2 separate regions of the Mus musculus genome follow, and region 2 is linked to region 1. A link is a loop called in an ENCODE intact Hi-C map of the cell type or tissue named here. Cell type or tissue: heart. All regions are shown on one strand. Links, peaks and the distances in the headings refer to the core of each region. The heading gives the core; the rest is flanking DNA. Region 1 has its middle 53 kb from the start of Gm32769. Region 2 has its middle 32 kb from the start of Gm32769.

Region 1 (15,024 bases), core at 3,565-11,564:
CAGGAGAGCCCCTGGGCAGGCCTGGCTTTGAAGGTGATGGATGGAGCTTGGACTCCCAGCTCAGTTGGCTTCAGACTCCCAACCACCTCCTGGAAGACTTAGGGTGGTCAGATTCTCACAGTCACACCAGCATCTTTGTTATTCTTCAGGCTGACCATCTTTTAGAGATAGCTGAGAGTGTGTCCGTGGAATGTCTTTGCTGTTACATGGCCGAAAGCTGTGGCAGGTCCTGAGCACCACTAACTAAGATTTAATAAGCTTGTTCCTGAAGTGAATTCTGGCTATGAGGTGTCTCCTGGCATCCCCAGCAGAGGCTCTAAAGTAATGAATCTGTCCAATCATGGTCTAGACTCTGTGAAGCCATGAACCAGAAAGTTTTCAGTTTGTAAGTTCACTGCCTCCGGTATTTTGTGATGGTTACAGAAAGCTGAGTAACATTAGGCACAGGGGAGACCGGGTCTATGCAGAGTAAAGCAATGACACCGTGCATTGTTCTCAGCTGCAGAGCATACCAGGCTTATGATACTGACTAGTGGAGCAGTTTGGAGACTGAGCAGAGGTCTTGACGTCCTCCAAAGAGAAACCTGGAATGTAAGCTGCTCACCTAGATACCTTCTCAGCCTCGAACACAGAAGCAGTAAAGAATCTCTTTTCAAACGGTCCAGTTTTGAGACTGTGGTGAGACTAGAGGCCCTGAACTGTGAAGTGCTGCTGTCCCTTGTCAGCACCGAGGAATCATGGGTAAGACACAGACCACTGCCGTTGGTTCAGTGTTTTCATCTCAGGTTTAGCCATTCCCAGTTGAAGAGGATTGTAGGAGGCACATTTAAGGTATGCAGTCGGTATCCCAGAGGTCAGAGCCAGCATGGCTATATGGCAGGACACAGGACACAACCTCTCTGGCATCTCGTCAGTCGACACAGGCTAAAATATCTATGACTCTTGAGGTTCGGAAGTGCTCTTTGCTGCTACTATATAAGTCCCTTCTCTCGGTGGCAGAAGCTGTGTCTGCTGGTCCACAGTTCACTGGTTTACCCTTTGGAGCTATTTGTAACAAGAAATCAAAGAGCTGAAGGAACAGTAGATGTGTGGCTATTTACCTAGTCTACTATAAAACAAAAAGGAAGACTAAGGTGGTAAAACTCCAGACCCTTCCCTCCTCTCCCCTCCCTCTCTTTCTTTCTTACCCTTCCTCTCCTCCCCTTCCCACCTACATCCTCTCCTCTTCTCTCCCTTCCCTTCCTAAACCTCAGTTGCTTCCTGTAACTAATTGGGAATCTTATATTGTGTTTGGATTTTTGTAATGCCTTTTCCACTTTCTGGAGATGAAGTAATTAAAATATTTTCGGCTGGAGATGTAATTTAGTTGATAAGAGCGCTCACCTAATGTGCACCTGGCTGGCCCTGGGTTTGGTCCCCAGAAGCGTATGAAAACAGGTATGATGGTGCGTTCCTATACTGCCAACATCTGGGAGCAGAGGCAGGAGGATTAGAAGTTCAATGTCAACCTCAGCTTCATAACTGAGTTTGAGGCTGGCCTAGAGTACATGAAATCCTGGTTCAGAGAAAATATTTAAACACACGTATGATCATAAAACAGGAAATCTCAAACATTTAATAATCCATATTAAAGGAAAAAATTGCTGTCCAGGGTCACCTGCTGATACCAGTTGGTCCAGCCAACACTTCTGAGGTGGATGCACCTGTCTGGCCTGCGACTTCTCCCTTCAGCAGCCTGCTGACCTATGACTCGGAGAACAGGCGAGGGTGTCTCTGAGCTGTTAACTTCAAGATACAGAGCTTTCCATTTAGACAGTGCGGGGCAGCTGAAGTATATGGTTTGGCCCCGAGACTCAGCCTGAGGAAAGCCCCAGGATTCGTGAGAGCAGCCCCGGCTGAGAGTGGTTCCAGTTGGTCACTCCTTTTCTCAGGTTCAACTGTATGACTCCAGGGTAATCTGTGACAAATGGCTTCCATGTGCTGAGGCTATGGAGTGTCCTCCTGTGCCAAGCTCCGGCTCTCAAAACGGCAAGCATCTTTTCACTCAGCTGTGGCCATACACCAGCATCATGCTGTTTCCACACACACTCTCTAGTTCCTCAGACAACTATGAAGGTATTATCTTAAATTGCAGCAGTGCAAGGTGAGGGGTGGGGTACAGGTAGACCCTAAAGCCTTCTGCGTTTCAGATTAAGCAGAACACTTGCAAAGCAAAGGTCTCCAAGCTCCCCTCAGACACACCAGATCAGTTTACCTATCTGGGAGTCTGGGGTAGCACTTTTTTATATTCCCCTTTGAGATCCACACGCTATCTGTGGCCATACCACCTTGAGCACAGCTCATATGATCTCAGAAACTAAGCCAGGCTTGAGCCTGGTTAGTGCTCAGATGGGAGACCCAAATGTCAGCTTCCCCAATGCCTGAGGTGGGTACTTGGAACGACCCACCAGACAATTGTTTCCTGACAATAACTTCCCTGAAAGGAGAGTGGTTGCATCTAGAACCCTGGCTTAGCCCAAGAACTGTTTCTAAGCATGGTCCCTCTGTGGAAGTTACTCATTTGAAATTGGCCAAGGCTATCACCATTGTTCTTAACCACACAAGTTAATCTCCAACTAAGTTCAGACTAGTCAAAGTGGCTTTAAGTCTGTTTCTATGTCCTGGTTACTCTCTGTGTTGGCTGATGGGGAAATGAAAGAACAGAATATAAAACAGTCAGTGGCGATTAGTAAGAGGGATAATGAAGGCCCCGTTGACAGCTTGGCTTCGGTGCCTGAATGCCTAACAGTGTACTTCCAAAATAGCTGCGGTTAACTCACAAACCTGGGGTAGGTTTTCATGAATAAATAGTGGAAACGCGCCTGTGTTTACCCAGTCGACGTTGCTTCTCTTTGATGGAAGGGATAGCAATAACTCCTGCTCTCCTGAGTCATGTGGTTTCTGGCACTGTCCTCCGATCTTCTCCCCTCGGCCAATGGAAAGCTTGGATCAAAGGAGGTGTGGAGGCCCCTGCCCCTGGACTCATCTCCCAGCAAAGATCTTGTTCAAACCTTGTGCTGACCCAGAATCTTCTCCAAGGCCCTTAAGGGTTCAGTTAAAGTGTTTGATTGAGTCAAAAATCTTCCATTAGATAACACAAACAGAAAGTGATGTTTTGCTTGCCTGAAGCCATTTTACTCACCACCCTGATCCCACCTCAGGAAGGGTCAGGGACCTCTGCGTGGCAGGAATGGCTGGCCCTGCATCTGCACACAGTCAAGTCTTGCAGAACCCAGTCAGTGAACAGAGAAAATGGGGAACCGTCTTGTAGACAAGACCAATTCCAACACAGAGACTCAGCCATCCTGTTAGAAAGATCTCTCTGCCTCCACCTCCTGAGTACTGAGAGTCAAGGCTTGCCCCAAACCTGGCTTGTTGTGACTGTTTAGGACTGGGAAAGGTGGAGAGCAGGGACCCAAGACCTCAGTTCCTGCCTGAATGCTGAGCTCTCAAAATCTGTGGGAGAATGGTGATGGGTGTTCGGGTGGACGGTGTGATGCAGAGAAGATAAGGTCTCTCACAAGGCACTTGCACAGTGCCTCCTGCTGGTGAGCACTTTGAGTTCACCTGTGACCCATGTCTATAGGACAGGAGCATGCCACTGTCCCTACTCCACAGAGGAAGAAGCTGAGCCTGGACCGGTCACCCACTGCTGGGAAATAGTGCAGGACAGCCTGGCAGGCCCACCCTAGCCTCTCAGAAACCTTCTTCAGTCTGCCTCCAAGACTTTGGGCTTGTTTCTCAGACTCTCCATGTGTGAATTCCAACTCTGAAAGCAGAACAATAAACAGCCTTCCTCCTGGACCTGCTAAAGGAAATAACGCACGGTAAGTTTGCACAGACTTGAGGATGTCTTAGCAAATATCAGCTCTCTTTGAGTTTCAATGTACCAGTTCACTTTGCTGTGTTACCATGTCCCCTGCTACTAGAGAGGTATTTTCCCAAGAGCCTATACTTAACCTAAAGCCATTTGATGAGTGGCTGCTTACTAACAAAAGGAAAGGGCAAAACAAAAACAAAACCAACCATCAAACAAACAAAAAACCAGGCATTTCACCAGGCCTAAGGTGTTATTCAACAGGCACAGCTTAAGTCCTGCCTTAGAATGCAAAACAAAAAGCGAGCATGAAGACATGTTCTTTGAAGATGCTCTTCCAGGTCCCCAGAACGGCTTGCTGTAAGTATTAGCTTGAAGGTGTTGACAGTCCTCTGTGTCTTTCAAGCAGACCAGCTCTTGGTCTAGGCAGTGGTTGGGGCTTTCGCTGTTTGGCAGTGACGTGGAAAGTACATCTAGAGCCACCACGGTGTTTCTGAGGTCTGTGTGATACCCACTTCCACACTGATGACAAGGCTGAGGACCAGGCAGTGTGTCTTCCAAGAAGCCACTGAGTGATGGACGTCCTTTCTCATAAATTCACATCTCTATGCCATGACCGTCCTGCACAAGGGGCTTCCGCATGTACTTCGAAGATGGGGGGAGGGGGTGAAAGGGTTGGAAGTATGGATGGATTACTTGAGGCGTTGTGGGTTGGGAAGGATATCTTAGGGGAAGTAATTGCAGAAGAAAGGGAGAGGACTCCCATTCTGTGTGGCTATGTGCAGTAAATGCTTGGCCAGTGATCTGTCCAGCTGGGGAAAGGCCAAGACTAATTTAACCTTTGGTCCAATGGCTGGGAGTCAGCTAGTTTCCTTCCCCTCTTACATCACTCCCAGAGATCCAGACAAAAATAACATGGTCCCGATTACATGACATTACAGGCTCTGAAAATCCACTAGGGAGGAGGGTGTTGAAATCCCTCAGAGGCAAATTAATCCTAGCAAAGCAACAGCTGGAAGATTGATGCGAAAGGAGGAACTGTAGCATATTGCTTCCAGGCTTGTGGGGAAGTTTATTCTAATCCAAGCAATTTCAAGAGGGGTTAAAAAGCACTAATTTGGAAGCATGTCCGTTACGTTAAGATGGGACCTAGTTCAGTGGTCCACATGCTGTCATCTGTTGGTCGGCACACTTTGAGCTTGAATTCCTGTGTCCTGGTGTTTATCTTGGTTGTTTAGTATTGAGATAGCTCACGCCATGGCCAGAGAGTTCACCATTGATGTGTTGGAATAGTGTCAGGCCTCTGTGGGCGATACAAGGTCCGAGGTCTGGCAGTCAGCTCTGCCTAGGCTGTTGACTGAACCCAGCAAATGGGAGCTGGGTACCTGTTCTTTCTCCTGGGGCTCATCTTGTCCAGAGTGGACACTTGAGCATTTCCTGTAAGCACAGCCTGGAGCCCCTGGAGGACAATTTGCAGAACCTGTACGCACCATTTACACTCACGAAGCAAAATATTTCCTCTCCCCAGGACACAGCAGTCCTCTGCACGCTGCCTGCTTTGCAATTGGATGTTTCTTAGAGACCCAACATGAACTCTAGACTAGAAGTGTCCCAGCTGGAGTGGAACTAAGCTGCAGGAAACACATACTTAGCATAAGAGAGAATCTATAGTGATAGTTATAGGCCTGGTCGCTGGGCCCTGGGCTGCCTGAATCCAAACTCTTAATATTCTCAGCACTGCCTCACAACCCTGGACAAGTCCTAGCTGTACTTCATGTTCTCATCTGGGAGGCAGAGATGAGAAAAGTAGGCACATCACTAAACGGCTGGAAGGGTGGATGGCTTTGTTGCCTGGTAAATAGTAAGGACAGATGGACAAAGCTGGCTGAGGAGATGGTTCATTGAGGCACATGAGGACCCGAGCTCGATCCCTGGAATCCTTAATTTACAAAGAGAAAGAAGGCAATGCATGCTAACACAGACTTGTAATACCAGAGCTCACTTCAGCTAGCCCAGCTGAAATGGCAAGCTGTCTACAAACAAACATGCTTGAACAACGATGTTCATAGTTGTCTTCTGTGTTCTTCAAGAACTGCTCTTACTGTCAGAACACAGTGGTCTTAGAAGTAGGTAGGGCAAACCTACTTCAGAAGCTGAGTGGTGACCAGTGCCCCAATGCAATCAATGTTCAGGACCAGATTCAGTTTTAGCCCTTTAAGTCATAACAGCAAAGACATCTGGAGACTTGAACATGTGTCTCATAGTGTCCCTAAACAGGTCAATGGCCTGGTGCCTCTAGCTCTGCCTTTCTCGGCTTTGTTCTTCTGTATCTGCAGCAACATTGCTATTCTCAGATCACCCTGGGGGCAGCAATTAGACTAGAGAAGAACTTCTCCATGTAGGACACGTAGAAGCATGTCCTGGGCTGGGCTGAGTGTCTTGTTGTCTATGGTCACACTACAGGTTGAGATGAGAACGAGATCCTGGGCTGAAGTTAGCACTTTTCCTCCCAGGCCCACAAGTCTGAGCCCTACCCAAGGCCTCTAACTCTTGACTCCTTCCCAGGGAACACTAAGACCCAAGTGCCTATAAAGACTCCCCTAGAGAATTTCTATTCAAAGCAGACCAATATTTAGGGAGAAACTAGTCATTCCTTGGAGATCCCGGGTCTGCTCTGAGATTCCTCTTGTAGCATATGATTTAAAAAATAAAACAAGCCAGGCGGTGGTGGCGCACGCCTTTAATCCTAGCACTTGGGAGGCAGAGGCAGGCAGATTTCTGAGTTTGAGGCCAGCCTGGTCTACAGAGTGAGTTCCAGGACAGCCAAGGCTATACAGAGAAACCCTGTCTCAGAAAAAAAAAAAAAAAGGAAAAAACCACCCATATACTTAAAATAAATAAATACATCTTTTAAAAAATAAATAAAGAAAACAAAATGAAAATGAGGGGCTGGAGCATAGCTCGTTTGGTAAGACTGAAGACTTGTAAGCTTGAAGACTTGAGTATGATCCCTAGAAAGCTGGGCTTGGTGACGGGGCCTGTAATCCCAGCACCAGGGAGGTGGAGACAGGTGGATCCCCAGGGCTCACTGGCCAGTCAGCCTAACATACTTAGTGTGCTGCAGGCCAATTAAAGACCCTGTCTTAAACAAACAAGGTTGAGTACCTCTGAGGAATGACAGCTGAGGCTGTCCTCTGGCCTCCAAATGTACACATTCCTCACGTGCATGTGCATCAGTACACACAAAAAATCTAAAAACACATATGAAATGAAGAATACAAATTGAGCCATTACCAGATACCCTGGTGCCAGTGCCTTCCACCTGACACGCACTGTGGCTCACTTGTCTGGTTGTGTTCTCGAGGCCTGGTTTTCAGGTTACTTAACACATCGGGACCATATTTCTGACTTCTCCATAAATCTTTTGCTAGTACAACGCATAACTAGTGGGACTTCAGGCCCAATCTTTTGACTCCCAGCCCAGGGTCTTTCAACTCCAGCATGAGAAGTTAGTAAGGAATCCAGTTTGGGATATGAGGAGGCTACAAAACTGGGGACTGTTCCAAATGGAGATTTCCCATGGGCAGGACAGGGCCAAGGCAGATGGTCACTCATCGACGCAATGAACAGTTGTTGGATGCCAACAAGGCAAGCCTTGCAGATTCCTGGAGAATAAGGCAGCCTCGGTCCCACCCTCATGGAACTAATACTTTTCCAGGAAATTCAAATAATAAACACAAAATTGCACAGATAATGATTAGTGCCACAGGGTCGAGCTCAAGGTGATGCGGGGAGGTCTGGTCTAGACATGAGAAGAGCTTAGTAAAATCTGTCATCAGCTTCCCACACCAGGGCCTAGTTAGTGTTATCTACCACCCTGCCTCACCAGCGTGGAAGAAAAGAATCCAGAGAATCCTTATACCTCTCACTGAATCCTTCAGTTCAGTCTCTCAAGTTCTTTCCCAACTGGGGCTGCATCTCCTCTAGCATCAGACCTTTTGGTTAGTCTACCACAGCGCCCTCTACTGGTTAATTCTCATTCACTTAGACTATGTTTCTCTGCACTCACTCACTCACTGCAGCTTACTTTCCATTCCTGATTATTCTACCCTTCACCACCCACCCTCCACTCCCTGCTTCCACGTCCTCTGTATCCCCACTAGACTCCTGCAGCCTCAGTGCCTTCCCTTGACTGTTAGAACTGAGCCACGCTCCAGACTCCGTGATGGTCAATCCTGACTGCCAACTTTAATGGGAACTAGAGAGGGAGAGACATGGCGGAGGCTTAAGACCCGCTTACACTGCAATGCGCCCTCTTCTGGCCTCTGAGGTGAGATGAGAAGGATCTGAGGGAGACTGGATCTGACTGAGAGAGCTTCCTGGCCCCAGGCTTCAGGGAAACCTTTGTGTGACTTTCCTGAAGTGACCCCCTGACAACCTAGATCCCAGTGACTCCCTCTGCCACATGATTTGTGTGGAAGTGGGGTGCCTGTGGGATTCCTGGTGTGCTCCTTTGCTTATGAAATGGCAGGTTCTCACTTCCTCTTCTGAGTAGTGTGCTCTCTCCAGTTGTGTTTGGGAACGTTACATAACTGCCCTTTCTTCTCTTTCTCATTCCCATCTCTTCCTGTAGAACGCCTTCTGGGTGAATACAGGGCTTTCAACAAAAACTATTTGTCAAGTACCTCTGCCTTGCAGTCAGAGCTTGCTGGGCATGATTCTCTGTAGATGTGGGGCCGACAAACAAGGAGAATTCCCCTTCCTTAAAGGGTTAGGCCTCTGAAATTCCTTCCTCCTGGAGAACCTCAGGTACAGATAGATAGGTATAATAGAACTACGCTAATAAAGAGTAATTCAAAACACCGTGCTCAGCTCATTAAGGAACAGCAAAAGAGTGCCAGCTGACTCAGTTGTCCTAGCTGGCACAAACAAGTCTTGCTTCTCTCTCCTTCCCTCCTTCCTACCTAGGCAGTTTAGCCACACCCATCTTTCTCTTGGCCCCTCCTCTCTCCAGCCTCCTCTCTCTCTCTCTCTCTCTCTCTCTCTCTCTCTCTCTCTCTCTCTCTCTCTCTCTCTCTCTCTCTCCTTGTCACCATTTGTTCACCGTCACCCTCCTCTGTGCCTGGCTGAGGCTGGAAGCACGTCAGGAATTTTTAATTGGAAATACCATGAGAACTGTTATCACCACAGTTTCACCAGGGAGAGATCCAGGCCTCGGGGGCCGATGATGGGTGATTCCCTCAGGCGGGCGAAGTTTAATATCTTACCTAGGTTAACCAGGGCAGTTGGCTCTAGGAGCCAAGGCCCCGAGTGGAATGTGAGAAATGAAGTCCAGTCTGACAGGAAGGAGGGTGGGTGTGCTGAATAACCCAAAATTCCTATAAAGTCTGAAGAGGTGGGAGAAACAGACAGAGCAGGAAATCAATTAGAAGGGAAAGGAGCTGGGATTCCACCTCTCTCTCTCTCTCTCTCTCTCTCTCTCTCTCTCTCTCTCTCTCCAACTGCCCACATAAAAATGACTGTGAGGGAAAGCAGGTACCACCTGGAGCTGGGAGACAGCCCCCCAGCGCCTCCTCCTTCCCTGCCTGGAGTGGCTCAGGCCTCCCTCTGTTCTCACAGCTGTCCAGCCCTGGGTCAGATGAGCTCAGCCTCTTCTGATCTCCTCCCCTGTGAGGTCACCAGCTCCCCAAGCTCCACCGGCCTTCTCCCAGGGCTCGGGCAATTTTCCCATCTGCCAGGGCCTCAGGAACAGGGTAGGGCTAGGGGAGCCGAGGATGAAGGCTGAGGATGAGGTATGCTGGCAGCGGGTGGGCTGGCCCGGCTATCATGGAGCCATATCTGAATCAGATGGTCCTATCTTCAGCTATGGGGAGCAGAGAAGGTACAAGGTGAGAGGAAGCATCAGAGAGAGGGGCCAAGGTCTGTGATCCTCATAGTCTCACCTACCAGAACTGGAAGAGATCGGAAATCAGCCCTACTCTGCCTCCCAGGCTCTTCAGCCTGGGCCCTGGATTGGAGTTGGACAAGCAATATTCCAACTCCCTTCAAACCCATAAACTCCCAGTTTGTCTGCCTCCCACAAGAAGGCCCTGAGCAAGACTTTGAGAAAAGGATTCTACTTCTGACAAACGTAATCTAGTTCAAGCTGCTTGTGTTTATTTATGAGCAAACACAGTCCCACAAAGGTTAAGTGGTGAGTCAAAAGAATATAGCAATAACTAGGTAGTTGCACTACCTTGTCTTCATATCCTCAACTGACTTTTCTTATGACTGAAGTGAGGAAGAGGAGGAGGGGGAAGAAGAGGAGGAGGAAGAGGAAAGGAGGAGGGGAGCAGCCACAGCATGCGTCAGGCTTACTGAAGGAGAAAATTATATTTATCCTTCCTTACTACTCTCGCAGCTCAAGTTATTCAAGCAAGACTTGAGACCCAGAAGGTCGGTGTGGTTCTCAGAGGCCTAAATGACATTACGTCCTTTCAGATCTAGAGCAACACGTTTTTAAGATAAAATACCATGAATCTGTGATTGTTCCTCTCCAAGTTGTTGGGATGACAAAGTCACTTTTACTACCAAACAGATACAGCTTCCAGCTTTATAAACATAGCTACAAGAATCAGTAAATCATTAAAATAACATTTAAAAGGAAAGGAGGATAAAGAACAGAGAAAGAAAGGGAGTGAGGGAGGGAGGAAGAGAAGGGAGGAAGGAAGGAAGGAAGGAAGGAAGGAAGGAAGGAAGGAAGGAAGGAAGAAGAGAGAAGAGGGAGATAGTCATATTTGCCAACTAGAATGGGTGGTCCTCTTATTCCTGAGGACTAATTAGAAAACTTTGAGACCAAGGCAGACATTTTTTAGCTGCCCCCGTGCTATGTCAAAGGGAAACTCTGAGTTCTTACAGGGCATTTTCCTCTGAAAATTTTCTAAACAAAGACAAAAGTAATGAAGGCTACATAAAGCTATGAGGAACTATGAAAGGGGTTGTCATCTGGACAAGGAGGTGGTAGGGGTTGGGGTGCTGTCAGAGATGCAGCCAGTGTGTGGCTGGGAATGGTGACTGACTGGTCCTGGGACCCCTCCTCCCCAGACAGTCCTCACCCAGTCCCAACATGAGCAACTAGGCTAGCACATGGTGTTTTCTTTTTCCTGAAATAAAACATCATCACCTGGACTTAGCTTAAGTAACTGTGAACTTGTAAAAGTCTGTTTGTCCTTCCCCAGAGACCCATTCAAGTGGTTTTTCAGATGAATTTGTTCATGCCAACACTTTTCAGTGCTTCTCTAATTGTTTCTCACAGGCCCGTGGTAGAGAAGGATTATTCCTGCTCCCTCTCCTCAGCCCTGGTGCAGGTGAATAAATCAAGGCCCATAAAAGAGGTGCTGTGCTGTGCTGTGCTGTGCTGTCCTGTGCTGTGCTGTGCTGTGCTGTGCTGTGCTGTGCTGTGCTGTGCTGTGCTGTGCTGTGCTGTGCTGTGCTGTCCTGTGCTGTCCTGTGCTGTGCTGTGCTGTGCTGTGCTGTGCTGTGCTGTGCTGTGCTGTGCTGTGCTGTCCTGTGCTGTCCTGTGCTGTCCTGTGCTGTCCTGTGCTGTGCTGTGCTGCAATGCTGTGCTGTCCTGTGCTGTCCTGTGCTGTGCTGTGCTGTCCTGTGCTGTCCTGTGCTGTGCTGTGCTGTGCTGTGCTGTGCTGTGCTGTGCTGTGCTGTGCTGTGCTGTGCTGTGCGAGGCAGGAGCCTCCTCAGAGGCATCCTCCCAGTGCTGGGACACCCGCCGGTGGGTGGGTGGGTGTGTTCCAAGACAGAGCAGCTTGCAGGCCTCCCAGCTGAGCTGTGCCTGTAGACCCAGGTGCCTGTTTGGTTTGGCCATGGCAAGCAGTATCCTGTTGATAGCCATTAAGTGCTTTCACAGCTTGTCAGGGAGTGCACACATTGGAGTTTTTAAACTACTTCAGGGGCTGACGCGGTGACTCAGCAGATGAAAGTGTTTGTCCTACAGGTCTGAAGACCTGAGTTTGATCCCCAGAACCCATGTGATAATGAAATACACACTCTCTCTCTCTCTCTCTCTCTCTCTCTCTCTCTCTCTCTCACACACATACACTCATACACACAGCAATTATTACAAGTTATATATCATATAATAATGTACTATGTAAGCATATGCTAACATAAATATTACTAAATGTATAAATATGAATGTTGTATGAACAAAGTGTACTAATCCAGTATGTACGTATACATACACATCAGTATATCAGTATACACATATGAATTACACTAAACATTAAACAAACATCTAGCACTGCATGCAGAGCTGTTTCTGGAGCTTTGTACATGTGCTGGGGTCACAAAGCTGAGGGGGACATGCAGGGTGGATGTGGGCTAGGAGATGAGAGTCAGATGTGTCACTCAAGGAGCAGAACATTGAGTCACCGCTGCTTTCTCTCTGTGGTTGAACTAGCCCTTCCCAGAGCGGCTGCTTCCAAGTCCTCTGCCACCAGCAACAGTGACCCGAGAGGGCAGTAATAAGGAGTTCTACAGAGCAGAGGAACTGAGCAGAGGATGTGTCCCTCCATCCCTCCATGCCATTTCTCCTCTGTAATAGATGATGGAGGACCTTTTCTTCTTGAGCATGGGTAGTCTGGAACCAGGTGCGGGGATAGGGCTGGAGAGAGGAAGTCATGGCTGTCAAGAGCTGGGTGCATCAGAAATGGAAGGGATCCCTAGCTGGCTCTGAAGCCAGTGTGTCCTGTGATGATAGACTGAGGAAGGGAGTCCGCATCTGACATAGGAAGCTGGGGCTGGATCTTCGGGATGGTCCCGAGGGAGACAGTTCAAGGGGCTGAGGGAGTGTAGATTCACAGTGAGAGGAAGGTTGGAGATGAGGGGCTCAGGTTCATTTTATGTCTGCCTCTCTTCATACAATGTGGAAGAGCCACCTCTACCTGAACAAGTCCTCTCTAGTGAAACACAAAACCCCACTCCCGAGACTAGAGTCCTTTCTACCCTAAATCCCGGTTCTCTTCAGAATCTGGAATGAAAGGACAACGGTACCTGAGCTCAGGCAGGAATGAAGACACACCAGCTGATTCTGATCCAGGAGCATGTCTTGGAGAACAAGGAGACTTTGCCTGGAAGTAGGAGATGTGGGTGTTGGCCCTACAATGGTCCTGAACTTAGCAAGAATGTGGGCAAATCATGTCACATCTGTGGATTCTTTCTTACAAAACTTAAGGCAGAAAAAAAACATGATGTCCCTGGTTGAAGAGGTGAAGGCTCATGAATCTTCCCCAGCCACAGTACCCTGGTTTTGGTCTGACTATCTTCTCCAAACTTGATGTTGAAATCTGACTGCCATCTTGGCAATTGTTGGGAGGTGGAACCTTCAGTTGGTCACTATGAAGGATCCAGTCCCATGGTGGACCAGTGCCTTTAGAGAAAAGGCAGGTGCAGCCTCTTTTATGTGTGTATTAAAATGTCTGTGCCAGTTTGTGTGGCAGGTACAATGTGTGCAGGTGTACACGTGCATGCATGTGCATCTGTGTGTATGTGTGTGAAGAGGCCAGAAGACAACCTCCCGTGCCATGCATGCCACAGAAGCTAGCTATCTGCCTTGCTTTTTGAGGCAGGGTCTCTCAATGGCCAATGAGGATAGGCTGGCTGGCTAGGAAGCCCCAGCTTCTTACACTGACAGTACGGCCAGTTCTGCCCTACAGTTTCCAGAGGAATGCTAAGACTTCCTTGGGGCAGCCTCCTTGCCTTTCTGCTCACATTCTTTCACTTCCCCAGGCTCCACTTTCTATTACCCACAATGCCACTGTGCTGCCTTTCCCTAGTCCATGATGCTCAGAGACTGACTGGACTGTGAATGGGTTCAAGTGTGTAGGATCCCCAGGTTGCTTCCTAGCCGACAGAGGTGGCTTTGGTTTTGCTGTTCTTTCCCTGGGTTTTTTTTTTTCTTCCCTTGTTTCCTGCTGGCTTTAATTAAGCCTGTGGAGTCTCCCCCAGGGCTGGCCCTCATGAAATGAGGTGACCCAGCTCACCAGGGCTGCTCCCCAGAGGCCCCTCAGCTCCAGGCTTATCACAACAATTTCTGCTTCACATTTTCCACAGAACATTGCAACCTGAACAGGAAAATGTAGCTTGTAAGTGCAGGAGCCAGCCAGGGCACAGGATCCCAAACAGGAAGACTCCGGATGCTCTTGCTGCCCAAGGGGCTCAGCCTGCAAAGCGGCTGCCAGGGAGGGACGGAGCTTCTCTATACCAAGGAAAATGGCTCCTGGGCAGAGACACAGAGGCCAAGCCATAGTTAGCACAGCTTTGCAACTGGGCCACCACCTGTCCATGGGTGCCTAGCTATGGGGGGGGGGGGAGGGGGGACCAACTTAATGCTAACTCTGCTTTCAGGGCCAGGATTCAAGGGCCGTGACAACTTTCTCTCTCTCTCATGTTCTGAGGTTATAACCAAAAACTCTAATACAGATCTTTGGGAAAATAACCTCCTAAAGAGCACATGAGAGTGGTAATATTATTCAGAGTAAGATACGTTGTATTGTAATGACAAACAACCCCACAGGTCAGTGGCTTGACAGGTCAGAGTCTCATAAAAACCTGAGGTATACCGTTCCCAAAAAAGAACACCTCAGGTTCACCCCTGGCCTGGCCTTCACACACATGTGCCCACACATACATGTGCATACACACACATGTGCCCACACATACATGTGCATACACACACATGTGTACACACATACCTATGCACACACACATGTGTACACACATACCTATGCACACACATGTGTACACACATACCTATGCACATACATATAAATACACACATATGCACACACTTAAATATGCATACACACACACATGAGTTATAACATACAATAAGTCAGTCCTTGCCAATGCACAGTCCTGTAAATCCTGCCAAACACACCCGGTTTGATAACCAGCATCATAATTTGGATATAAACACTTGCAGCACTCCAAAGATTCTTCATGGTCTAGTGTAGTGGACTCCTGCCCAACTTTGGCTCCTGATCTGTTTCCTGTTTTTATAATCTGCATTGTAAGAATGTCATATGTTGAATCATGCACATATAGCATTTAATTTGGGCATGCTACACTTCATGTTTCTCGGCCACATTGTCGTATGTGTTTGTGGCTCTATGCAG
Region 2 (15,024 bases), core at 2,707-10,706, 84 kb after region 1:
AGAGTCACTGGCATCCCTGATTCACTCAGGGCTACAATGCTTGGCTCTCTGGGTGCTGATGCTCACTATGGTGTAGGAGGCAGCTCAAGAAGCCAAGGCAGGGCTTTTCCTGCCTAGTCTCTGGATGGGTCTACTGAGTTCTAGAATAAAGCCAGAATAGGATACTCTTCAGAGCCAGGCATGAAGGATCCTATTCTGGGCCCTTTCTAGCTCTCTCATGCCATTCTCCTTTTTATAAAGTGAAAGATCTTACATACCTGAGGCCCACACAATTTTTCCTGATTATTCACTGACGCCCAGAACCCAGGAACTCCTTCCTCTGCTCTCATCCTCGGTCTAGCCTTCAGAGACCAGGGAGCATCAATGAGACATGCACCCTAAAGGGTACCCAAGGACAGCACTTTAGGGTAGGGCACTTCAGCTATGATACAAGAGGAACTTCCAATTAAAGGATGGACCCAACAGAGAATGAGAAATGAGCAGGCTGGAGGTTGCAAGTCTACAGAGGTCTTTCCTGAGCCATCTATTTCTAGACTAGAAGGAAAAGAAGGGCAAGTTTAGGGGCTAGGGACATGGCTCAGTGGCTAAGCACTTTCCTCCCAAGCATATGGACAGGAGTTCAGTTCCCCCAGAGTCCATTTACATGCCAGGTAGACTGAGAGAACTGTCTGTCATCCTTGCCAGAAACACAGTGTATCCAGAGTAAGCCAGACAGCAGAAGGAGTCACACCGACGAGCTCTGGGTTTGACTGAGAGATCTTGCCTCATTGCAGAAGGTGGAGGAGCTAATGACGATGGTCCCCACCATCATCCCTGAGTTTCCACATGCACAAGCACACATACACATCATTAGAGGGAGTCAGGGGAGGAAATGCCGGCTATGAAAGCATACTTGGCAAGGAGAAGAAAACATATTTTGTGGAACAGTTTGGGGGGGGGGTCGTAGCTTTTAGACATTCAGTTGTATTGTTGGGGACAGGGGGTGGGGGGGGAGGGAACCTTTCTGCTGTTGCACAAACTCCAGAAGTGGGTCTGAATCAGGACTCACCCCAGAAGGAGCACAAAAGGACAAAGGCACTCACTCAACTGTACGTCTCTTTTCTTCCATAAGTTAGTCACAGTGCTGGAAACTGGGTGGACCATGTGAGAGGGAGAGGAGGAGGGGACACTCGGGTGATATGCCCTGCTAAGCAGACTCACAAGGAGACTGCAGGTGAGAGGACTGACTTTCGATGAAACCAACCCAACTAATTACTCTTATCGACCAGAGCTGGCAAATAAGTCACTCAGAGTGAATTTGTTTAGTGCCGCCTGTTACAAAGCCTTGTGAAAGAAGTACAGGCCCTGAAGGGTTAATGACCTAGCTCCACTCCCACAGAGAGACCAGTGTCCTTTGGTTGTTCTGATTAAAAACAATTCTGCTTCTGGAGATGCCTGCCTGCTTCTGCTTTCTTTGATTTCTGAGTCTCCTCCATCAATCCCATCTAAGACTATCACCAAGACATTTATTCAAAAAGGCATATGGGGGAGAGGCAGGCGTGGAGATAGATGCAGTTAAGAGCACTTGCTGCTCTTGCAGAGTACCTGGGTTCAATTCCCAACACCCATGCCTTCAAACTCCTATATCTCCAGTCCTAGGGGATCTGACACCTATCCTGACCTTCACAGACTCCTGGATGGGCTCCTGAGCATACATGGTGTATGTATGGTAGGGGTAATGCCAGCTCAAGGTCAAGACAGAGGAATAAATAACTGTACAAGATGGAACTGTAGGAAGACAGAAGGAGACCAGCTTGATTCCTGCTAGATGGCCAGGAATGGCTTCACATTCACTATTCTATTCCAACTGAATTCTTCCCAACGAAACAGAACTTCCAGAGAACACAGAAGCCTGGGGAGATAGTCCTGGGAGAGGGTGGGGCATACACAGGCACGGAAGCAGATCCTTCCCATTAATGCTAAGAAAAGGCAAGTTATCCCACTCAATCTGTCCTTAGATATCTAAGGATATCAGGAGCAAGCTACAAGGTCAGAATGGTACCAGATGTTGACAGACCTTATCTACCAGGCTAAGGATACTGACAGTTCCAGAGAAGTTGGGAAACAGTCTAAGTAATGATGCTGGCAGTCTCTTGGGAGACAAGAAGAGACCAAAAGAGGTCTATTTGCATAATTTAAGCAAGAAGATCTAAGGAGGGAAAAATAGGTTTTGAGTGTAAGAAACCGAGACTGCAGCTTAGTGAATTTGTGCTTTATTCTATATGCAGAAGCTCTCATTTCCATCCAGCCCCTTTGTCCTGGTCACCTTTTGACATCAAAGGTCCTTGGTTGCAAGCCACAGTCATGGATTTATCAGATGACCCTGCAGCAGCTCAGAGATGAGGGAGGCCTGGTCAGCTGCTTTGAATACCAGCTGCCCCAAGGTTCCAGGCAGTTTCCTCTGCGGGGGAGTCTCCAAAGACCATCTCCAACGTCTGTCAGGATTTTTGTTACTCTATTCTTGATTCAGACTCAGGGCAAGATCGGTCATTTCTCTGCCCCTCCTGCAAAGGGCAGGTCACTCTGATCCACAGCTGCATGACACTCTTCAATCTGGAAGCAGAACATGACCAAAGCCACAGCCCTAGGCTGCCTACAGGACTGACTCAATAAACAACCCTGGAGACTAAAGAGCATGGAGCACCTAGTGGAATGTGCGCCTAGTACAGCTTCTAACTGGAGCGGTCACGAAGCAAAATGTCTGGTGTCCGTCCTCCCCTTCACCTGCCTACATGTGCAAGCCACTGACATCTCTGCCTTCCTGGGATGTCCTGGAAAATTTCAAAACTAGGTGCACAACCCCGGAAGTCTAGGGAAGGGGAACTTGTCAATCCACCTACAGCCCCTTCTCTGCTAGCCTGCCGGCCTCACACCAAGGTTTCAGCCACCCGCCCGGTGCACTCCCCTAAACGGTGTACGTTCCTAAAGCCAATTATCATTTCCTGCTAGAGGGGCTGTTTGGCATTTGAGGGAGTGATTTGGGTTTTCTTTTCTTTTCTTTTTCCTTCAATACTGTTCTATTTAGAATGTGAGTTTGTCACTCCCCGCTTCCAGCACTTCCCTGCTTCCGGCCTTCCTGTTGTGGGCCCTGCAAATAAATACTAGGTTCCTGGAGAGTTGCTGGGGAGGGGAAGGGAGGAGCTGGGATCAGTTAACTTCTAGTGGGTTTCAGGAGTCCTTTCCCACCCAGGACGTTCTGATGTGGAGGACCTGGCTAAATTTAAAGCTAGCATCAAACTGAAATCTGTCCCTGGCTTCAGACTGTGAGCTCCAAGGGGTGCACGGACACCCTTGGAGGCCATACTGACCTCCGAGGATGAGCTGGACATTAGATCTGAGTATGTTATGATTCTGGGGGGGAGGAGGAAGTGGGGCTGGAAGGGACAGGAAAGAGTGGGAAAAGAGGGAAAGACCAGAAGGGAAAGCATTTATCCCCTTTTTGGTACTAAACTGCCACTCTTCTAATCAAACTGGCCCCGCTGTTTACAGCCCAGAATCAATATTAACTCATCATAAAATTGAAAGTTTATGGTCCCTAAAAGAAACATTGAAAAAACTATGTACATCCTATAACTTCTCAAATATGCTGGCTAGATTTTTTCCATATGGGTAATAGAAATGGTTTGCAGAGGTGAGTTGTGACCAGCCCTAGGGATCTTTCCCTTGGGAGATTTCCATAGGGGAGGGGAGGGGAGGAGAGGGGAGGCAAGGCTGGACACTAGATGGAGAAATCTTCACAGACTTACATAGCCCCTGGAATCGAGTTCCCATTCTGGACCATGGGTGCTAGCCCTCCTCACACGCCTCTCCTGCCCTACTTGGCCTGCTAGCCTCCCTCCGTTCTTCCAGCTCTTTCCACTGGCGTCTCATGCAGTGGGTGTCTTTACTGTAGGGTTCTCTCCCTTTATTGTGGCCTCTTCCTCCTTAGTTGCAGTGGAAGCTTCACAGCCCGTTTATGAAAGGAGAGAAATGAAAAGAGGGGAGGGAGAAGGGGACAAAATGGAAAGAGGGGGAGGGGAGGGGCCTTAGAGAAAGGTAAAGGGAGGGGAGGGGAGAGAAGGGAAGGGAAGAGGAGGGGAGAAGAGAGTAAGTTAGGGGAGTGGAGGGTAAGTTAGGGAAGGGGAGAGTGAGTTAGGGAAAGGGGGAGGGGAGAGGAGGGAAGGGGAGAAGAGCGGAGGGGGAAGGAGAGCATGGGAGGGAAGGGGAAGGGATTGGAAGGTATTCCCTGAGTGGCACCAAGTTGCTTCTTCTCTAATCACACTAGCATTGCTGCTGCCCTTTTCTCTAATGTCACCTGCATCCCCTCTAGACTCCTCCCAATTTAAAAACACACCGTGTTTTGCTCTTGATTTTGTGGTTTTGCCCTGCAGCCTAGGAATGGGAGCATCATGACACAGTGACCTACCCTGCTTCCTGCCACAACCCAGTGCATTGCACAATGCCAGGCATCAGCAGCTTAAAGTGTTTTCCAATGGAGACTGTTCCTTGAGATGAGCAGGTCACTGTGTCCATGCAGGGGACTCCACTCCTGTGGCTCAGCTTCCTTTTCTTCTCCCCAGCCCTGTACAGAAATCAAGTCTTGCTATCCTGGCCATGTTAGACTCAAACTCCTAGATTCAAGCAATTCTGTCTCAGCCTTTAACAACAACTCAGGCCAAAGGCATGCTCAGCTCTTCAACACTGAAGTGTTCATCATTCTCTCTCTCTCTCTGTCTCTGTCTCTGTCTCTCTCTCTCTCTGTCTCTCTGTCTCTGTCTCTCTCTCTCTCTCTCTCTCTCTCTCTCTCTCTCTCTCTCTCTCTCTCTGTGTGTGTGTGTGTGTATACATATATAAGCAAGCATGTATGTAGCGGCCAGAGATCAGCATGGTATATTCTTGCTCAATCAGGGTCTCTCACTGAACTTGAAGTTCACCAATTCAGCAAGACTAGCTGGGTAGAAGACAAAGGAACATTAGTTACCTTTCTCATTGTTGTTACCAGATACCCAACAAGAATCATCGCAAACTCTCCGGCTGCCACTACATGAGAGGGGCAGACAAGGAAGCAAGATACCCCAGAGCACGGTCTACCCTCCCTCTTTATTTACAGGTCTATGTTGGAGAATTGAGACTTTCAGTTCTTTCATTCTTTGGTTTATATGAGGCATCAGCATGCTCTATCCATGTGGTCAGACCCTTTACCTCTGCCTTCAGACTAGACACCACCCCGTGTGCTGGGAGTGGTGAGTGGACATGGCCAGTCTCCTTCGGGGTTCCTAGCCTCTTGTCCGTGCTCGGTGAGTCCGCACCAACTGCAGGAGCTTGGGCATTGGATGCTCTTCTGCTGTGCAATGGAACTGTGTGCTTTACCTGATTATGGAGGTGCTGGGAGTTGCAGGCATGCACTGCAATATTCAGCTTTTTACATGGAGGTTAAGGATCTGAACTTGGAACCCATACTTGCTCACAGCAGTCTATGGACTAAACGGTCTCCTCAGCCCCTAAGGATCACTTGAAGCTTTTCCTGTTCTTAATTGAGGTAAAACACACCTGACACATGGTTTACTATGTTAACAGTGGACGTGGACATCTCAGTGACAGCAGGTGCATTCCTAAGGCTGCGTAACCAGCACCCGCTTTCATCTCTAGGGTATGTTGTACCTCACAGCACTGAAACTCCACCCCATTGAATAATAGCTCCCCGTTCTTCTTCCCCCAAGCCTCCGGGAAACACCACTCTATTTTTTTGGTCTCCATATCTTATATACAGTATTTACACTTTGCATATAGCTTATTTTGAGTAATGTCCATGTTGTATCATGTGTCAGAATCCCATTGAATGGGTATACCACCACCTGCCTCCCTGCACCTCTGTTGGGGTGGGGAAGTGGCATTTGAGTTGCTTCTTCCTGGATCTTTTGACTTTGGGGAATAATCTACAAGTGTGACTATATAATTAATCTTATAAGGTAGCCCTGTTTTTAGTTATATAAAGAACTACTGTGCAGATTTTAAGGGAATAGAACACTTTGAATTTCATATAGTAATTTTCTCCACATCCTCTCCAATATTTGATTTTTTCCAGTTTTTATTTTGGGGGTTTTGTTTATTTGTTTTTTCAGAAGCTGGGGACTGGATACAGGACCTCATGTATATTTCTACTCTTTTGATGGTAGCCATCTTAACAGATACAAAGTGATGAATCACTGTGGGGTTGAGGGGAGGTGATTCTGTCTTGTAGCCAGATCTCATGTAGTCCAGGCTGACCCAGGCTGACTCTGTAGCCAAGGATGATATTAAACTTTTGGTCCTCCTGCCTCCACCTCTAAAGTCTTCTGAATAACAGGTTATGTCACCATACTTGGTTGGTGCCGTCCTAGAAATAGAACCAAGGCCTTGAGTACAAAGCAAGCTCTCAGTTGCACTACATCTCCAGCTCACCTGGGGACCGTAGGAAGCCTGTCAGCATGCAGAAGGGCCTGGAGAACTACAACCCACCAGCTAAGCAAAGCTTTGTTTTAACACAGCCATGTTTATTCTTTTCTGTGTTGTTTATGGCTTCTTTTTACAAAGCCTGAATATTTGCTGTCTGGTTCTGTGCCTTCCCCTCACTGGCTCCCAACCCCTCCAGAAGAAGGACAGTAGCCAAAGGGGAAAAACGGGAACCCCACACCTAGAGACTAAGCCCATCCCTTGGGGCATTGGAATCCTTGGGGTCATCTGGAATGTAACTCTCAGCTACATGGACTAGCTGTAACTTGAGGGAAGTTATAGCTTTCCTGCAGTCCAGCGCGGCTTCCCTGGGCTCAGCTCAGAGAAGATCTCAGGATGGCTGCAAATTCACTGAGGACAGAGAAGAGGACAGGAGCCCATGGAAGTCAGAACCCAACCCATCCCCTCTCCATGGCCATACTCCCAGATATGGCAAGGTTTCTGGTCTGAAGAGGGAGTGGTAGACTTCATGGACTGAGGAAGCATGAGTTGACACCTCACACTCCTATGACTTTTAGCTCTCAGACACGTTACAAACTCATTACCCTCAAAATTAATAACTATCAGTTTTCACTTCGCTGAAGCTCATGGACACTTCCCAGATTTCTCAACCCAGTCTGACAGAAAATTCCAGAAAGAGAAAAGTCCGAATTAATCTTAGTTCTTCAGCTGTCAGCTGGCCTTAGGGAAGTGACCCTGTTCTAATGATCCCATTTCCTCCTCCACATCCTGAAGACTCATTCTGAGAGTTGAGAGAACACCGCCAAAACATTCTACAGTTGCTCGCTTCCTTTCCTAATCTGTGGGTACCATGAACCCCAGAAGCTTCTCCTCAAAACACCAAGTATCTGAAGTTCGGCTCGCTTAGCCATTCATTCTCCAATTCCCCCCTTACTTTCCCTGCTTCCTCAGGCACCAACACAAAGGATTCACTGGGCTTCAACAGAGACAGAAGACAATCTGCTCTGTGGGTGATGTCTTCATTCTCTGGAAGACACTGTGGGTTTAGCCCCCTGGAGAGTCACCATTCCAGGAAGCAAGTCCTAGGCTGAGGTCATTCTACTCTAAGGGTCCCTGGAGAGAAAGTCAATTCCAAACCAGTCAACTTCTCTGGCCCTGACTCAACACAGAGTTTGGCCTCAGAACTCACTGTTTTTGGAGGCTCATAAACAGTCTCTGAGAACTGCTGGATACCAGAGACCAGTTTCTAATTCTTAGCATCGTCCTCATCAGTCATAGCCATTTCCATGAGCCCAAATACCAAGATCTATAGAGCAGTATTGCGACTTTTTCCTACACAGATGTGAAAACATGACCAGCCATTTATATTTGGCAGAGGTAAAAGGTCTGACCACAGCCGGGCATGGTGGCGCACACCTTTAATCCCAGCACTCAGGAGGCAGAGTCAGGCAGATTTCTGAGTTCGAGGTCAGCCTGGTCTACAAAGTGAGTTCCAGGACAGCCAGGGCTATACAGAGAAACCCTGTCTCAAAAAAACCAAAACCAAAACCAAAAAAAAAAAAGGTCTGACCACATGGATAGAGCATGTTGATGCCTCATATAAATCAAAAAATGAAAGAGCTGAAAGTCTCTAACACAGACCTGTAAATAAAAAGAGAAGATAAACTGCACTCTGGGGCATCTCACTGCCTTGTCTGCCACTCTCGTGTGGTGACAGGCAGAGAGCTTGTGATGATTCTTGTTGGGTATCTGGTAACAACAATGAGAAAGGTAACTAATATAGTCTCTTATTCTGGTCTTCTAAATGTCAGCTTTTAAGGACCATGACTTTGACCCGACCCCTTCTTCCATCAGCTCTTAGCCAAGTCACTGTGCCTGTACTCACGCTTGGGTGACAATGAGAAGAAGGAGTTCCAGAGAGACTAGAGAGATTCGTGCTCCCCTCCATGGTCCAGGCCTGGTAGACTGAACACCATGAGCTCATCTTATTCGTACAACATTCACAGTAGCCATTAACACCCAAACAACCACAGGCTTAAGACTCCAATACTGAGTGATCGAACAACGGGACTGAGGGAAAACTTAGAGCTGATGGAAAGAGAAGCTATCACCAAGATCACCAATATAAACCACACAGCCTCCTTCATCAGGAAACACCTTAAGTGTGTGTTTTCCTTGGTGAAAGGCTATGATTTCATGTATTATGTGTTTATTTTTCTTTTAGCTGTCCCACTCAGGGCTCCATGAACTGCTTATATACTCATGACTAGCTCTTATGCACAGATCCTAAGTAAACCTGGGCACCTCCCCTGGTACTGGGAAGCAGAGATTAGCCTGAGCTTTGGTAGGAACCCCTGGAGGAAGTAGCCCATAGGCCACTTCTAGAATCAAGGGCCACTTGGTGGAGAGAGTAGTTTTACTGAGGCAAGGATCAGAACTTACAGAACCTAAATCCAGAGGCTGTGTTGTTCCGTTGGAAACTCCCTGAACCCTGATAGCTTAGGGAGAATCCAAGAAGCGGGAAAAATCATGAACTACAGCCCTTGGGATCTATCTACCCTGCAGTGCTCTATCTCATGGGCTCGCAGTCTCCTTCTGAACCCCTATGGACTTAAACCCGCCTCTCTTGAAAGATCTTGGATCAGAACACCGTGGGAATAATTTCTCATACAAACAAGCTCAGAATGAGGCTCAGGTTGTATTCCACCCACCCTGCTCTAACCACATCTCCTGAGGGACTCGTCCTTTCTGGGAATGGAGAAAGGACCCACCTGATGAATGGGCATGTCAGAAAGGGTGACAGAGCCAGTTGCCTTGAACTGACACCTCCTGCCTTCCTTCCCCTCCCACTCCTGAGTCAAGAGGGGAAAGTGTGTCAGGCCAGCAAGCATCTATCACAGGGCATATGTCCATGATCAAAGCCCACTGCCCTTCATTAGCATTGCTTGGAGCGGCAGGGACTCCCAGATTAGCAGGGATTTGTCGGCCAGTCAGAAACAGGGAACAGGGAGGCTTCCTGGGGAGGCTGTGACACCCAGGAGAGATACCATTTCTGATGAACCCGGAGAGGCGAGACACAAATGCTTGGTTTCAGAAAACACACACAATCCCAACTCAACCCAGCCCACTGAGGACCCATTCCAAAAGCAAGCACAGGGTGGAGAGAGCCAAATGGATTATATAATCCATTATATACTCACAGCCTAAAACTCTATTGACAGGTATGAGTAACCATGTTCTTACCAATTTGTGTGTGTGTGTGTGTGTGTGTGTGTGTGTGTGTGTGTGTGTGTGTACACGAGCACACCCATGCATACACACATGTGCTAGTGAGCATGAATCTGTGTGCACATAGACCAGAACTCTATGACAGTGTTCCCTGGGTACCACCTTGTTTATTTTAGACTCTTTCGTGGGCCTGGAGCTCACAAATTAGGCCTAGGCTGGCCAACCACTGAACCTCAAAGATCCAACTCTCTCCTTCCTAGCACTGTGACTGAAAGCATGATTCCCAGTTTTTTATACCTAGGTTCTAAAGCTCAAACTTATGCTAAGCAGCAACCTCTTTACACCTGAACAACTTTCTTCTTCTTTTCTTTCTTTTTTTTTTTTTTATTTTGGTTTTTGGTTTTTGGGTTTTTTTTTGTTGTGGTTTTTTTGTTTTTGTTTGTTTGTTTTTGAGACCAGGATCTCATATATCTCAGGATGGCCTCAAACTTGCTCAGTAGGTATAGGATGCCCTTGAACTTCTGATCCTCCTGTCTCTACTTCCTGAGTGCTGAGGCTTCCTGAGTGCACTATGACCCCTCTTGTGCTGTTCTGGGATAAACGCAAAGGTCCTGTGCGTGCTAGGCAGGCTCTCTGCCGACTGAGCTACATCCCTAGCCCTCACTGATTCCCTAGGCAGGTGTGAGATGAGCGTCCACGGTGGACAGGCAATCCTGAGCTGGAAGCCTTCTTAGAAACCCTCCAGAACCTGTGTTCTGTACTTCAGAATGGAAGAAGCATCTCAGGAGATGATCATGAAGCTCGGTCAGATACAACATCTAAGGCCACCTAATCCCAAGCCTGGTGCAGAACAAGTTGGCTCCATATGGTAGTTGTTACTACTCTCATAAAAGTTTAAGTTGCTAGGGGAATTCTGCCAATAAATTATTGACTAAGATTATGGATTTTTTTTAAAAAAAAGTTATAATTCTACTTTCTGTTGTTTAAACCCACCTTTGATGTAAACAGGAATTTCAGCAATTTAGGAGCTCAGGTACACAGTAAAATCAGTACCATATGCACTTGCCCGTGTCTGTTTCACTTTTATTTTTTAAAGTCCCTGACGACAAACCAACAACACAACAAACCTCTCTTCTTACATCAGAAAGAAAACATCACAAGTACCTGTATTTACCAGCTGAAGATATGGCTTAGCAGTGAAGAGCAGGTACTACTCCTGCAAAGGACCTGAGTTTTGGTTCCCAATGTCCACGTTGGGCTGCTCACAAGCACCTGTGTTTCAGCTTCAAGGGATCCCATGCCCTGTTCTTCTTTTCTCCTTGGGTGACCGTTGCACTCGCACGCGCAAACACACATCATTCACACAAAAATAAAATAAAATAAATATTTAAAATAAATTAGTCTGAGACTGGAAAAGTGGCTCATCGCTTAAGAGAACTGGGTGTTGCCGGGCAGTGGTGGTGGCACACACCTTTGATCCCAGCACTTGGGGGACAGAGGCAGGTGAATTTCTGAGTTTAAGGCCAGCCTGGTCTATAGAGTGAGTTCCGGGACAGCCAAGGCTACACAGAGAAACCCTGTCTTGGGAGAGAGAGAGAGAGAGAGAGAGAGAGAGAGAGAGAGAGAACTGGGTGCTCTTGCAGAGAATTGGAACTCAATTCCCAGCAAACACATGGCTACTCAGTACAGTTCTAAGGTATACAGTGTCCTCCACAGGCACTGCATGCACAGGGTATATATATATATATATATATATATATATATATATATATACATAGATATATAGATATATACATACATACATACATACATACATACATACATACATACATAAAGGCTAAACACTCATACACATGAAAATAAAAATAAAATCTTTTAAAAATCAAACAAACAAAATTTGTTTGTTCTTTAAAAGATCCATGCTTTTTTCTGGCCACAGAGAGCTGGAGTTAGCCTCCCTGTGGAGGATCCCATTTGCAGCAACTCAAATGACAGGCCCTGTCAGTGAAGCTGAAGAGGCCCCAGGAGTATTGTTGTGGTTTGGCTAAATGATGATCGGATGAAATACGGCTGCTGCATCTTCCTGAGGATGCCTTCACATTAGAGCTCTCTGCAGAACGAGCAAGGCAGAGCAGCACGGGCTTGCTGTTTCACACGTTCATGTTTCTCATTTTGATATTATATCATGAACAGCTGTAGGGAGAATGTTCACTGTCCTTCTTGGAACATGATTCACAAGGGTTTATTTGTCATTTGGTTTCAGCATTTAAAAGCTAAAGTATTTCCAAACTGTCACCATTGAGATATTCCTAATATTACAAAAGAGCAATTATTTCAGAGAATTCTGTTTTAACATTTCCTCTTAGCCCGTGTTCGGTGGGTTTGGTTAATGAGACTGTAACACACACTGGAAATGGTTCTCTTCCACACTGAGTAACAAATCTTCCCGCACATACAATATGGAGCTGAAAATACCAGAACAATGTGTGACACTCAACTTAGGGTTTACTGATGTGACAGAAACCCCGCAGCTCCTACAGTGCTAGGCAAAGTTACAAAGTGTGTCAGAAAATGTGTGCTCACTAGCTCCCACTTGTCCATGGAAGGGCACAAGAGGATTTGGAGTCAATCTCTTAGACAAGAGAAAGTACCTGGCTTCTCTGCCACCTAGGTGTCCACATCAACAGAAGAGAGAGGAAGATGCATGACTTAAAGTAAAAACAGAATAGGAGAATAAAGGGAAACATCACTATGGCTGACAGAAAGCTGAAAGGGGATCATGACAGCCAGGTTCTAGAACCTCTAGCTCAGGAAGCAACGCCGAGTACAGCACTTCACAAAAATGTTCTCTGATTTTTATGTCAGCCTCATCACTGCCATAGCACTAAATATTTTAAGGGTTTCGGGGTCCTTTGTTTGTTTGTTTTACATTTTTAAACATTTATTTTTATTTTATGTGCTTGGGGGTTTTCCCCCCAGCATGTATGTGCACTATGTGTATGCAGTGCCCCTGGTGGCCAGAAGAGGGCACTGGGCTCCTGGAAATGAAGTTACAGTCAGTTGTGAGCCAGAATGTGGGTGCTGGAAATCAAATCAGGATCCTTTGCAAAAACAGCCAATGCTCTTAGCTGCTAAACCATCTTCCCAGCCCCCAACTAAGTATTTTACTACTATAAACTCATTGATGAGATTAAAAACAAAAACAAAAACTAATGTATCAAGCACTGACTGTGTTCCACAAAGCCAGACTACATAAGGTAGGAGAAGAAGGAAGGCCCAAGCCTCTTGACTTAGCAAGTCAAGCATATTTGTTACTGCTGTTTTGCCTGCATTGGACTTAAGGGGAAAGGCTTAAAGGCTAGGCTGGGGTACACAGCCATGGGCCAAAGGGGGCACAGTCCTGGCTAATAGAAGTTACCAGTTACTCAGGAAACAATTTCATAAAGAGAAAACCTGTATTTCCTCATCAATTCATTGCCTCCTATTCTGGGCCTTTTTTTTTCCTGGCTATGCTTTGAAACATGACTCTCTCACTTACAGTTCAATGGATCTACAGTAACCTATGGGTTATTAGCCTACTCTTGGCATTGCCTTCATTCATTGAAAATGACCATAGAGATCAGCTCCAGGGTCTGGAGATGCCTCATTCACTGCTCTTGCAGAGGGCCTGAATTTAGTTCCTAACACCCATACTGGGTGCCCCACAATCACTGTAAGTCCAGCCTCTGGGAATCCAGTGCTTTATTCTGGCCTCCAAGGGCACCTAAAACTTATGTGCCTCCCCCCCCCACCCCACTACCCCCACACAGAGAATTAAACACTAAAAAACTTTATATATATATATATATATATATATATATATATATATACACACACACACACACATATATTCATTCCACATTTCTCAGATCTAGAGGACCTCTCATCAGATCTTCTCTTTCTTCATGGTAGCCTAAGACAAGTTGAAAAATGATCACTCATGGGCACTTGAAAGGAAACTGCTTGGTGGCAAGCTTAAAAGAGACATATGGAAAGACAGATAATTGTGAAATTTGTCACTGCAGAGCAATGCTTTTTTTTAAAAATGAGCTTTCATTTTTCAAGAACTACTTGAGTGGACTCCACAATTGTATCTTTGGCATCTCTGGAAATGAAAACCCAGGATGTTGAAAGGTTGGAGGTTTTCCCTAGAGACCCAGTAATGAGGGAATGTAAGAATGCTGTAGGAATTCGAAGCATGACTTTGTGGAAACTGGGTTGGGGCCATCTCAAAGGAACAATAAAGGATGTTCTGTTCACCCCAATGGCTGTGCTTCTCCTGTGGTGGATTTCTTTGAAGTTCAAATGAGGAGTTGTCCTTGGCTGGGCTCCATAGCATGCACCATTCTCCCTTCCTTGATCACAGTCATAGAGTGGATACATTCTCCTGCAGCCTAGCTAGAAAGGTATACCTCCCCAAATGGAGCTTCTGATGTAGGGAAGTGGCAGGGGTAGGGACACTCTTTTGTGAGTCAAGGTGACCAGCAATGCTGGGTTTCCAAACTCCAGAGTCTTTGAGTAGACTCTTGACCTGAGGTTCCTCTTACTGGGATAACTGGTCTACCTCACATGTGGTCCTGTAGTCATGTGACTGTAGAAACCATGAATCACAAAGTGAATCCAAATGGTAGACATGAACAACATTAGTAAAATTGCCATTAAGTTTGACAGTAAAGGCTTCTCATGTTCAATGAATTGTTTGATCTCTGGTTTCACTGGTCAGCAGTGAAACAGCAAGAATTGGGAATTTAGTCAAACCCCTGAACTAGACAAGACATTCATCCTCCCTGAGCCTGAGTTTCTTTGTCTATAGAAGAAAGAGAAAAATGAATGCCTTTGTTTTCTTGTTTAAGACTTATTTATATTTTATATTTATATATTTTAAATTGTGTGTGTACATGTGTATACACACACACATGCATACCCACACAGATGTGTGAGTGTGTGCATGTGTGCTCATTTATGACTGTTGCTGCCCACAGAGGCTAGAGGGGCTGGATCTCCCTGGAGCAAGAGTTACAGGGGGTTGTGAAATGTTCAACCTGGGCACTCAGGTCCTCTTCAAGAGCAGCAAGTGCTCTTTACCTCTGAGACATTCCCCCTAGATACAAAACAATTTTAAATTTAATTTTTTAAAATTTCGTTTAAATTTTGAAGTTTAAAACAAACACAGGACAGTAGGAGGGAAAATTCTACAGTTTGTACAATACTGAAGGGATTGTGACCATCAGTCCCTAGAGTTGTTCAGTTCAGCCCTCCAGAATCAATACTGATTCTGAGAGTCAT

What was found. A loop is a pair of places that touch in the nucleus more often than their neighbours do. Peaks named below come from ENCODE experiments on the same cell type or tissue, not always from the same donor. Only the 100,000 strongest peaks of a DNase experiment are listed, where the experiment ranks them.
Region 2: a loop joins it to region 1, with 2.1 times the contacts of the local background. A loop is called at or near these places in 1 of 42 quality-filtered maps.

What each region holds. Positions count from the first base shown.
Region 1 is chr9:71,312,558-71,327,581 of GRCm38, forward strand. No RefSeq gene overlaps it. Among named protein-coding and RNA genes, the nearest start is that of Gm32769, 53 kb to the right of the region's middle. In heart, for the core only: CTCF peaks have their summits at 3,590 (motif pointing left) and 7,891 (motif pointing left); DNase peaks (open chromatin) are centred at 4,714, 5,224, 7,414, 9,504 and 1 weaker place; H3K27ac peaks cover 681 bases; H3K27me3 peaks cover 680 bases.
Region 2 is chr9:71,397,384-71,412,407 of GRCm38, forward strand. No RefSeq gene overlaps it. Among named protein-coding and RNA genes, the nearest start is that of Gm32769, 32 kb to the left of the region's middle. In heart, for the core only: no CTCF peak of the experiment used is centred there; a DNase peak (open chromatin) is centred at 7,608; H3K27me3 peaks cover 984 bases.